Regions from separate parts of the Mus musculus genome. Here all the other regions are linked to region 2. Evidence: chromatin loops called from intact Hi-C (ENCODE). Cell type or tissue: left cerebral cortex. All regions are shown on one strand. Links, peaks and the distances in the headings refer to the core of each region. The heading gives the core; the rest is flanking DNA.

What was found. Hi-C counts contacts between places; a loop is a spot of excess contacts. Peaks named below come from ENCODE experiments on the same cell type or tissue, not always from the same donor. Only the 100,000 strongest peaks of a DNase experiment are listed, where the experiment ranks them.
Region 1: a loop joins it to region 2, with 2.2 times the contacts of the local background. A loop is called at or near these places in 5 of 42 quality-filtered maps.
Region 3: a loop joins it to region 2, with 2.9 times the contacts of the local background. A loop is called at or near these places in 7 of 42 quality-filtered maps.

What each region holds. Positions count from the first base shown.
Region 1 is chr6:29,851,332-29,855,426 of GRCm38, reverse strand. The region is part of intron 1 of Ahcyl2 (S-adenosylhomocysteine hydrolase-like 2); the gene reads right to left. Among named protein-coding and RNA genes, the nearest start is that of Strip2, 64 kb to the left of the region's middle. In left cerebral cortex, for the core only: a CTCF peak has its summit at 2,035 (motif pointing left); a DNase peak (open chromatin) is centred at 2,031.
Region 2 is chr6:29,915,094-29,919,188 of GRCm38, reverse strand. Strip2 (striatin interacting protein 2) reads right to left here and starts at 2,176. Exons shown (of 21, transcript NM_177204.3): 1 at 1,959-2,176. The coding sequence starts at 2,114. In left cerebral cortex, for the core only: no CTCF peak of the experiment used is centred there; DNase peaks (open chromatin) are centred at 1,602 and 2,225; H3K4me3 peaks cover 1,518 bases.
Region 3 is chr6:30,079,514-30,083,608 of GRCm38, reverse strand. All of the region lies in intron 1 of Nrf1 (nuclear respiratory factor 1), which reads right to left. Among named protein-coding and RNA genes, the nearest start is that of Nrf1, 34 kb to the right of the region's middle. In left cerebral cortex, for the core only: a CTCF peak has its summit at 2,054 (motif pointing right); a DNase peak (open chromatin) is centred at 2,088.

The DNA of each region.
Region 1 (4,095 bases), core at 778-3,277, 64 kb after region 2:
GTCATCCTTTCCTGGAATCAGCTGGCACCTGCAAACCTGAGGTGAGCATACAGACAAGCAGGCACACACACAGATGTGAAAGAAGCAAATCTCTTTTTTAAATGACAAATTGTCACCATTTGTTCTGAGATAGGACCAGCTAGAGCCCAGGCTAGCCTCACAATCACAATATACAGGTAGAATTTTCTACTGTGCCTTTGTTACATCTGCTATATACTTAATCTTATTATTTTAATAGTTATCTCTTTAAGTCCCTAACTCTATAAACTAAAGAGAATTTAGAATGCATTATAAAAGTTTAACAAGTTTATAATAGGGAAATACATAGACAGGGTCCAAGAAGTCCAAGGAGTTATAAGAAACCAGTCAGGACACTAAGGAGTTTTTTCAAATCAACAGTTAAGGGACTGGTGATAGATCATCGAACAGAAACCCCTGCAGCCGAACTAGATATATTTCCCAGAAGGGAGAACTGACTCCTGCAAGTTGTCCTCTGACTTACAAATGTGTGTTGTGACAGTGAACACCTCCCCTCATAACAAAATGTAATTAAGAGAGTTTTTAAATCAACAGCCGACTTGCCACTCTTTGTTTTTGAGATAGGACCAGCTAGAGTCCAGGCTGGCTTCAAACTCACTATGTCGCTAAGGCTGGGCTTGAACTCCTGAGTTTCCGCTGCTACCCTGCAAGTGCTGGGATGACAGGCCTGTGCCACCATGCTTCACAAGGTTGGTTTTATGTGCTAGTTCTTATTAACAAATATCAACTTAAAATTATTTTACTAAAACTATTTATCAGGCAAATATGGTATCTGGGAACACTGTATGAAGAGAAGTAAAACTCTTGCCTTGTAGCAATACACTTGCTACAAGGAGCTGACTAAAAAAGACAGGGAAGGGAGAAATGGTTAGATTTTCTAGATACTGGAGAATGTAACATTTTATAAGTTCTAGTTTTGTGTCTTCCTTTACCCATATTCTTTTTTATTTTATACCCACGAAGCACAACTTAACATTAACTTTAAAGAGAATACAAAACAATCAAAGAACAATCCATCTGCTCAGTACATCAATCAGCATAGTAGGTCAGCACCCACCACCGGGCAGTCCGCTGCTCCGGCCTACCTGCTTTTACCTCCCCTTCCCTAGACTCTCTGGCAATTACCACACAGGAGAGACCCAGTGCACAGGAGGTAATCAGAAGATAGTGGCTGTTTGCCCAGCCTAGATCCCAGCAGTGGTCCTTGTCCTGTCAGAAGCAGCAGAAGGAGAAAGCAGCAGAACTCACCATCCACTCAGGCATGTGGAAAGCGGAGGTGCCCTCATTACCGTCCCACTTCTCCATAGTGCAGGCTTGGCTAAGGGATGTCCTGAAGCAAAATGGAAAGCTGGTCTGCAAAGGCCAGGGTTACCTGAAGACCACAGAGAACACCACAGGCCCAGTGACTCGGGGGTCAGGGGTTAAAAGAAGCTCTTATCTCTTTTCACAGAAGCTTCCTGTTCAGATCAAGATTCTGAGCCAACCACCTGGCGAATCTCTTACCAGCCAGCCTCAAAACCTCTGCCTACTACTCGGAATCAGAGCGGATGCAAAGCTCTGCACTGCAGTGCCTATAGGGCACTCTAGACCATCGCCTCTGTGCAGACTTCCTTCAGCAACAGGCTGGCTTTCTTCTGAGTATAAGGCCCTAGTTAACTTTCTCCCGCCCCCTCAGGACACGTCACTGCAAGTGCTGATACCAAGATCAATAAAGATCGAGGTCAAGAAGGCACTCCCCTTTCTTGAGAGCTGCTGATTTGGATCAGTACAGTAAACAGGCGTTTCCTTGAAATCGGAGTTCTTTATGGCTTTCAAGTTCAAGCAGCTAGAGAAGCTCCTGGTCTGCTCCCACCAGGGGGCTGGCACCACCACCTATCTCAAGTTAAATTCTTATTGCATCGGAGTTCAGATGAAGTCAGGAAAGATGTTTGGTTTTTTTCTTCCCAAAGCTAAAACTTGTAATGCTGAAAAAAGTTCTGGGACCACAGCTCCCTCTGCTGGCTCCCTGAGGGATGGCACAAGAAGGTCTAAGGGGCCTTTGTTATAGAAACAGCACAATGCTGACTGGAATGTTTCACAGAGGCTAGACAGAACTGCTCGCCAGCCCTTCCCACACACCCCCACCTCCCCAAATCCCGGTCCCAGTGAGGGCATACAGGAGACCCAGGGGTCTCAGACAAGTGCCGAGAAAGTCCAATGCTGATTTTCCCTCATGGGTCTGGGGTCAGGATGAAACAGGATGCCAACACAGTATCCTTTCCTATGTAAACCATCTGATTAGAAAGGATCCCAGTTGTTTCTGCATTATGTTCCCCCATATAAGCTTCCTCTTTTCTGCACATTTCTGAAATTTGTAAAGAAAACGTAACTTGAAAAAATGTGATTGATATACATATCTATATCTATATCTATCTATCTATCTATCTATCTATCTATCTATCTATATACACAAAGCAGATCTATCTGCTTAGTTCGAGAGGATGTTATCTATCCAGTAAGAGGCTGGGAACATAGGGCATGGAAACAAAGGCAGACAGATCTCTATGACTTCCAGACCACCTTGGTCTACACAGTGAGAGCCTGTCTTGAAAAATAAGAGAAGGGCTAGAGAGATGGCTCAGAGTTAAGAGCACCAACTGCTCTTCCGAAGGTCCTGAGTTCAAATCCCAGCAACCACATGGTGGCTCACAACCACCTATGAAGAGATCTGATGCCCTCTTTTGGGTTGTCTAAAGACAGCTACAGTGTACTTACATATAATAAATAAATCTTAAAAAAAAAAAAAGAAAGAAAGAAAAGGAAGAGGAGGAAGAAGAAGGAGGAGGAGGAGACCAGAGAGATGTTAGACCTAGTGGTACATTCCTACAATCCCAGTGTTAGGAGATGAAGGCAAGACGATCAGGAGTTGAAGGTTATTTATTCTCAGTAACATAGTGAGTATGAGGCCAGATTCAAGAAAACAAGAGTACCACAAAAGGGCTGAGAGATGCCAAGGAATAAAGCAGTTGTCCACTGTGTGCAAGGCTGTATGTAGGTTCAGTCCCTGCCATAGGAAGCCCAATAACATAGACCTGAAACACCAGGGACTCGTAAGAAATTAATGCTAGTCATGGTGACACATGCTTATCATCCTAGCACTCGGGAAGCAGAGGCAGGCAGATCTCTGAGTGTGAGGCCAGCTTGGTCTACTTACAGAGTGAGTTCCAAGCCAGCTGGGGCTACATAGTGAGATCCCACCTGAAGGAAAAACATTCATTATTGCTATGTGTGTAAAAGATGTGTGTAGGGGAGTATTTGCCAAAGTCCGTGTGTGGAGGTCAGAGGTCAGCTGGTGAGCTGCCTTGCCAGCCCAGCACTATGCTAATCTCTGATGCAAGCTTCATTTCTTTGACGCTAATAATCATACTATAATTATGATTACAGGCTTCCCCCACTTAGGCTTCACAGTTTAAAAGAATGAATCCTTTGGGTATGGAACACAGGGAAGGATTGTAATACCTAGGAAGAGTAGCTGGAAGATGCCAGGGAAGGCAGAACATCAATAACTGACTAGCTAGCGGCCTAGAGCCTGTGAGTTGTATTACCTGCTATCTCCTGTGGTGAAGACCACATGGGTGGCAGCCATGAGCAGGCTGGTTTTGTAATCAGACAATCTTGAGTGAGATGCTGCCACGACTTACCCTCACTATCCCACCAGCTTTCCAATCTAAAAATGAAATAAAACTGCCATCTCCCAGTTTGATAGAGGCTTTGGGAAGAGAACATATACTGAGGCCTTAATGACACCTCATTAGCCACGCCCTTTCCTACCTCAGGCCTCTACTCAAGCAAAATGTGTTTAGTACCTTTACCACCTTCACCCTCACTTATTCAAATTCTCCAAAATTTGGCTGAAATAAGTGTCCTCATGAAACCTCCCCTAAAATGAAGAGTTTCTCTTTTGTTTAATGTTGCTCTTTGGCCACAGCACCATGCCTAGCCATCTTCATCACAACTGTTGCACCCGTGGGCTCACTCCTCATAGACTGCAGGCTTCTTAGGGGCTTAGTCAACTTT
Region 2 (4,095 bases), core at 777-3,276:
CACACTACGAGAGCCTTTTTCCTGCAGGGGACTGAGACAGGTGGGGATTGTGCCATGCCTCTACTTCAGAAGGAAGACCCAGCCTATCACTCTGGGGTCATTTATTTGCATATTGTGTCTCCCCACCTTTCCTGGAATGCTTGCTCTAGAAGGGCAAAGACCCTTCTGCCTTATTCACTGATATATCATTAACATCTTGTAACTTCATTGCTAGCCCCTCAAAATATTTGATCAAGAACAATGTTTCACTTCCTCCGTTTTGAGCTGTCCTCCAACATGGCCTCACCACCACAATAGTCCTCTGAAACCATGAGCCAAGATTAAACTTTTCCTTCATCGAAAAACACACCAATGTCTCTCTTGAGGAAGGAGGTATAAGGCACTTTTAAAAGAAAATCCCTACAAAGAAACCCTGTCTGTACAAGATGGTGACTTTGGGGGCAGTTTCCCCTGCTCCATTTACCTTTTAGGAACTAGGAGACGGGGGTGAGAGCTTAATGGCAGTGTATATGCTAGTGTTGGTCTCTGTACAACAAATAACCAAATAGACAGATTGATCACTTTGGAAACTGTGAAATACTATTTAAATGAATCACCACAGACTAGGACTCCCTCTGCCCCTTAACGAGAATGATGACAGTTATAAGTACTGACCAATTAATTATATGAACTGTTTAAAAGGCTTTGTGTTCGATTATCTCAACCTTCTGAGTTATTCAGTGGTAACTGTTTTACAAAAGAAACTAGGTTAGTTAATTTGCCTAAAGCCACACAGATAATAAATGGAGGTACTGAAACAGACAGACAGACAATTGGCCAGACAGACACTGAAACTTGGTGGTTTTGGCCATTCACTGTCAGCCAAGTGTCTGATCTCAGGAGAGTTGGTTTTATCTCTTTTACCTTTTGTCTCTAGATGACCAGACCCCTTTTCTGCTGCTGGGGATCAATTTAGAGTCTTGTGTAAGCTACACAAGCACTCCATCACTGAGCCACATCCCCCCAACTCCGTGGCTTCTACGTAGTAAAATGAAAGGTTAGGCTCACTGTGGTAGCATATTTTGTAATCCTAACACCTGAAAAACAGAGGCAGGAGGATCAAAGCTCTCCTCAGTTACACAGTGAGTTCAAGCCCAGCCAGGGCAAGTTGTCAATAGACGTTGCCATGGGCTGTCTCAAATAATTAAATCCAGATGAAATCGAATCAAATAAAGGCTAAACCAGATGACCTTCACATCCCCTTCCACATACATTTCGTTCCCCCTGAGTCCCTGCTTGTATGCAGTTTTGCTCTTGGTTGATAGATGGAATATGGCTAGATAAAATGTAGGGGAATAATAATAATTCATTCCTTTCCATGTCCCAAGTTAGTTTTTTTTGGTTTTGGTTTTGTTTTTTTCCTAAGAAAAGGTGGAAGATATTTAAATAGCCATCCCATTAGCTGCATCCTGGGACTGCTACTCTCAAACGTCGCCCTGGTCCTATCCCAGCTTGAATCCTGTCTTTCAACCCTCCTAGAAAAGGGGCGAGCTGTTCGCGGAAGGCGCTCCCTAAGCCACCGCCATCACCCGAGGGCAGGAGATATAGCAAGGGGAAGGCTGGTGCTCCAGGCTGGTCTGGTCCAGTCCAGTGCCAGTTGCTGCAGTGTGAAGAGGGAGGGCGTGCTGCCCGCCAGCCCACCCTCCCCTCCCGCGGCAGAGCTCGGGCTCCCGCCCCTCCGTCCAGTCCCTGCACCTCTATGCGCTGGTTCCCCATCGGTACACCGGGATCCAAATTCCGGCTTCACCGGGCGGCAGCTGTCAAGTATCTGGAAAGTATCTGTTACGCTCTTCGCGCCGGTTAGGAAAACCGCAGGCCAAGGCAAGAAAGCGGGCGACCCGCAGCGGGAAGGGACCGGGCTGAGGGCCGCTCCACCTCAGCCGCCGCTTCCCGCTGGCGGATACCTCCGGGTTCCTCACCTCCGACTCCCGCCGCTGGTTGCGGAACGTTTCCCTGCCCTTGGGCACGGCCGGCTTCCCTTTGCCGCCGTTGCCGTTCCCGTTCCCATTGCCGTTCCCGTTGCCGTTGTCATTAGCAGGAGAGCCGGCGGGCCCCGGTGCCGCGGGGTCGTCCATGCTGGGAAGGTTCCCTTCAGCGGTTCGCCTCAGCGGCTCCCTACCGTAGCTCCAAGATCTCTGCCCAGGGCGACCCCGCCACAGCGCGCGCCCGGGACCAGGCCCCGCCCCCTGAACTCCGATTGGCTGTAACTACTCTCCGAGGCCCCGCCCCGAGATGCGATTGGCTAATCAGCCATCCAGAGGCGGGGGCTCTTTCAAGGAATATTTTCCCCATGGACCCCCGGCATTTTTACTGCTCAGTTGCTGGTAGCCTGGGACTAGTAGACTCCACGTCCAGCTCCACGATTCGAATTCTGAACCCTGAGCGCAAGGCGGCTTAGCTCCGTGCTGCATGCTCTTTTCAGTGCTGTTCCTGTCCCACATAGCAGCCTTTTCCTGAGAGCCCTAGTCCATCCCTGGTCCAAAGTGCCTACGTTTCGGCGGTACTAGACCCGGACCCCCTCATCCAGGCTGCTGCACGCCTGTGACATCCCGCTTTGTCGCAGAAAGGGCTTGGCCTTCAGGATAACCTGAGCCACCACACCATAAACTTACCCTCTCAGGAAGCTTTCGGAAGAGAACTCTTGGAGGAGAGAATGAGAGTTGCGGGGAGGGACCTAACTGAAATCCCTGAGGGCTGCTCCCTGTCATTTGTCCCTAGCTGTGTGGGCGCCTTCTTTTTGGTGCGAATAGATGGCAAGCTCCCACCCTCACCCGCTGCTCTTTCCTTCCCATTTCTAAAACAATCCTAATCTAAGTCTAAGATGTTGAGTTCGATCCCCGGGTCCTCACTTGGTGGAAGGAGAGAATGAACAGCCAAAAGTTGTCCTTTGACACCAGACCTCCACACATGCTCCTGGTGTCCTCCCCGATTCCCATATACAAACAAATAAATATTTAAATTGAAAAGAAAAAAAAATCCTACGCCCTAAGAGCTAAAAGTAACCAGAAGGTAACCGGGTAGTTGAAGGCTGTGGATTCGGCTCTCTCCCGAATACAATTTAAATATATTGGCAGGTCTGGCTTGACAATGGATGAAGGGAATGGGAGGGACCAAATCGCTATGGTAACCCATGACTTTAAGACAGTGAAAGGATCATTGAGTTGGGACTGTGCCAAGCGTTGTATGTGTTTTCTTGGTACCACACCTCTTCCGGACAGGTTATTTTTTACGAATCCAGTTTTTATTGATGAGGAAATTCTGAAGCACAGAGAACACCCAAGGATTACATTAAGTCTTGTCTCAGTGTGGTAAGTATGCTGCTCTATAGAAGAAACTTCCGTTCACTTGGTTTACTTCAGTCTTGGCGTTTCAATTGCTGTGATAAAAATCCATGACCAAAAGTAACTTGGGTAAGAGAGGGTTTGTTTCATCTGATAGCCTACAGCTCATTACCTAGGGAAGCAGGAACTGTGCTTTCTGGCTTGTCCCTCCTCGCTTTTTAATACAACTGCTTACAGTGAGCCAGGCCCTTCCACATCAACCATCAGCCAAGAAAATGCCCCATAAACTTGCGCACACACAGGTCAGACTGCTGGGGTGTTTTTCCTCAATGGAAATTCCCTCTTCCAAAATGACTCTTTCTGGTGTCAGGTTTGCACAAAACCAGCCAGCACAGCTACTGATCTTTAAGATGACTCCTACTTCTCTACATTTTTTTTTTTTTTTGATCCTCCTAACTGTATTAGGTATGTTGCTATCAAACCAACTTTGCTGGGATCCCAAATTCTAGTACTGTATTCTTCTCAACCAATGGAATTATTTCTCCTTTTCTTAGGAATAATTCCATTCTTTTTTAGACATGGTTTCACATTGTAGCTCAGAATAGCCTAGAACTATGTAGCCTAGCCATGGTAACCCTCCTTCATCCTCCTGAGTACTGGAACTACAGACATGAGACTTTGTACAGATCTTAACCCCATTTCTTTAAAAAAATATATTATTTATGCATATGAGTCTTTTGTCTGTGCAGCAAATGCTTCCTGGTGCCCATGGAGG
Region 3 (4,095 bases), core at 778-3,277, 160 kb before region 2:
GAGCAGTGGCAGAGAACACAGCAGGACTGTCTTAGTTTCCAGCACCCTGCTGACATGACCTCTATGAAGTACCTAGGGAGCTGCTGGAATTTGGAGGAGCCCATCAAGGGGCTTAAATTCAGTCTAATCCACACATAATGGATGAGATTAAGTGAAGAGTATTTAAAAATCAAGGAGAAAGAAGATCAGGCCAGGAAATCTAATCAAAGCATAACAAAGTATAAAAGAGAGCATTAGTCTAATCAATAGCATTATCATTTCAAAAGAAAAAGGGTAATCAGCAAGAATGGTCTAAAAATCAGTCCAAGCGGTGCCCACAGGGAAAAGAGGCTCAAGTTACACTCCTAGATACATCTGGAACCTAAAATTCTTCACTAAGTTAGAACTCATGCTCAAAAGTCAATGAAATCTTCCAGACCTAAATTATACAATCATAGATAGATAGATAGATAGATAGATAGATAGATAGATAGATAGATAGATAAGATGCTCGGTGGGTAAAAGGTATTTGCCACCAAGCCTGACAACCTGAATTCAGAGGGCTCCTGCAAGTTGTCTTCTGATATTTACACCATGGCATGTGCACACATAAAAAATATAAATATAATTTTTATAATTAGAAGAACTAATGAAGTCAGGTGGCAGTGGCACATGCTTTTAGTTCCAGGACTAGAGAGGCAAAGAAAGGCAGGCAGATCTGTGCATTTGAGGCCAACCTGGTTTACAGAGTGAGTTCCAGGACAGCCAGGGTTACAGAGAAACTGTGTCAAAAAATCAAAACCAAACCAAAGCAAACAAAACCAATCAGCACCATAGCACCCAAACCCTAATGCTACCAAACAGAACATAGAGGTGAATACAGAGCTGACAAAGCAGCAAGCGAGGGGGAGAGGCGAGAAAGTAGGCAGGAGCAATGCAGCCCAACCTTCAAGATGAAGAAAGCTGCAGATGAGATGGATTAATATTACCATATAATTATTAGAAAAGGAGCAGACAGGAATGGAATAGTGGAACTTACTCACAGGGAGTCAGTGTGGTATAAAGTACTAAAGGGAAAATTACAGGAGTAAGTGTGGGATTTAAGGTTAGCAAGTGACCAATAAGAAGTCAGCCTACACAGCACGCAGGCAAAGGATGACTGGTGCATCTGGGGAGATGGCAAGGAGGGCTGCAGTCAACATTCACTCTGCTCAGGTCATTATGTAAGTCACAAGTTCCATGCAGATCACTTACTCCTGTAATTTTCCCTTTAGTGCTTTAGACCAGGGGTAACTGAAACCATAAGAAACAAAACCATGGGGTGAGGGCTGCCATGCCTACCTATCCTATACTGAAAATCACTGACAGGTAGTGACCACATTCTCCTGGGTGGTCAGTACTCATAGTTCTATTATTACTAGTGCTGGTACTACTAGGACAACAACAACGACAATGACTACGACTACTGCTTCTTAGACACGGGCCCCAAGATCTGGACAGTCTTCTCTCTATCCACCTCATAGCCACTTCAACACAGAGCCTCACTGCTCCAATATGGTGGCTATGAGTACACTCTGAAGCCACAGTAGTGGCTCTGGCACTTACTAACATATTACACAAGTTTCATTTGGTGTCTTTGCTCTAGTTTCATCATATATAGGTGGAGAACAGATAGAATTGTCGTGAAGCCCAAATGAGTTGCTCATACTCACCAATGGGGTGTGCATGCAATGATTCACAAGTTCACACATAACTGCAGGTATAAAGCTGCCTCAAGTTATACTATACTTCTTTCCTTTTAAAGAAGAAATAATGCTTACAGATCACTTTAAGAGTTTTGACCACACATACAGAGACCTATATCAAAAAGCAAGTCTTCAGTTGCTGTTTTTAAATCTTGGGTCCTTTGGAGAATGGTAAAATATACAGACAGGGAGGGAAAGCACGAGAGGAAGAAGTGGGGGTGGGGATGGTGGGAAGGAAGGAAAGAGACTTGCAAAATTGTTTTAGGGCTCTTTGACTGTAACCAAATGAAAATCAGAACATTCCAAGACTGCATTGCTTCAAAGTGTAAGCACTAGATGGTGCCACAACCAAAGGAAAAAGTGAAGTGTGGAGAATACACAGGGAAGGCCAAGTCCTTAAAATGTTCAACTAGAACACACCTCCACAGAAAAGAATAGTTAGGGCTAGAGAGATGGCTCACTGGTGAAGAGCATTTGGTGCCGTGCAGAGGACTCAGGTTAGATTCCTAGTAGCTCACCCCAGTTTCAGGGGATCCAATAGGCACGCACATAGCACACATTCATATGTGCAGGCAAAACCATTTCTACACAGAAAGTAAATAAACACATTTAAATCTTTAAATAACGACCAGTTAGGCTAATCCACTTCACCAAATGCTTTAAAGACATGCCTACTCTTTTGTAGGCTCTAGACTTTGCCAACTAACAGAACTTTCAGCAGTGACATTTTTGACCTGTCATGTACAAGGTTAACAGCCACTACATACCTGAAGCCATTGACCATATTGAAATGTGACTATTGTGACTTAAGGATTAAAGGTTTCAAGTCAATTTAACTTTAATAATGTTTATGTTAATGTGGTTTTTAGCTTCTATAATGAATGGGGCAGTCTACATTCTATTTTTATTTTGAAAGGACTTGCTTCTTTTTTTTTTTTAAAGATTTTTTATTTATTATTATATGTAAGTACACTGTAGCTGTCTTCAGACACTCCAGAAGAGGGAGTCAGATCTCGTTACGGATGGTTGTGAGCCACCATGTGGTTGCTGGGACCTGAACTCCGGACCTTCGGAAGAGCAGTCGGGTGCTCTTACCCACTGAGCCATCTCACCAGCCCGACTTGCTTCTAATTATAGACCACTATATCATTGTCTCATGGGCTGGTCCAGGGTCCCCCAGCACATATGTCTGGCCTCAGTGAGAGAGGATGACCTAATTCTGTAGACTTGATGCCCCAGGAAGGGAGATGCCTGGGGACGGGGGTAAGGATACAAAATCAAAAGCCTTTATTTCCTATAAAGATCTTACATACCACACAAAGGCTTAAACCTCTAGATTATAATAGTTTTAAAATCATGTGTATGTGTACACATGAATATGCATGTGTATGCTGGTGCCCACAGAGGTCACAGGGGTGGTGTCAGAACCAACCCCTGAAACTACAGTTCCAAGTGAGGCATCTGTTGTGGGTACCGGAAACCAAAATCTAGTCCTCTGGAATTCTCCTACTGCTAAACTGTTTCATTTCTCTAGGCCCTATAACAACTTTTATTAAAGTACCTACTGAAAGGCTGAGTCAATAAGAAAGTAGGCAGTGCCATTTTTTAAAAAGGAACAGTCGCATTCTAGCAAGAACCGTCAAGGGCTAAGTAAAGCAACGCCGTGAGGACAGGGCTGTCAGGCAGTGTGAAGGACACAGTCTTTAGGCTCCAGAATGACAGAAAAGTGCTACAGCTTGAGAAAGCACATGGCATGGGACAGAGGTGACAATGAACACCCAGACAGCAGACACTGAGGGAGTTTGTAACCAAAGCCAACACAGCCCTCTGTGTTCAATCTTTCACACCAGATTCTTTAAGCAACTTACTACACAAAAATGTGGCTAATGCTCACCCACCTGTCAGAGGGGAAGCACTCTTCTACTCTCAGTACTGCAGCACCGCTTACAGCCAGTATCTGGCACAGAACCCCCAATGAAATAGGTGACAATGATAAAAAGAATTAGGAAGATGTATTTTTTGTCAAGTACAGTGCGTAGCACAGGCCTTTAATACCAGCCCTCAGGAGGCAAAGGCATGTAGATCTCTATGAGTTCCAACCAGCTAGAGCTACATAGTAAGACCCTGCTTCAAGAAAAAGATAGAAAGGGAAATAAACATGGGTCGCCAAAGCTTTCTATGCCTTGTTTAGAAGGCTATGGAAGGGAAGTATGAGCAATCACTTGGTGACTGAGTCCAACACAGCTAGCTACTCTGGCTCTTCCAGCTTGGTCGGCAAGCACGGTAAGTTCCAGGCCAGTCAAGGATACATAGTAAGACCCTGTCTCAAGAGAGGCAGGGGTAGGGAGGAAGGGAGGAAGGGAAGAAGGGA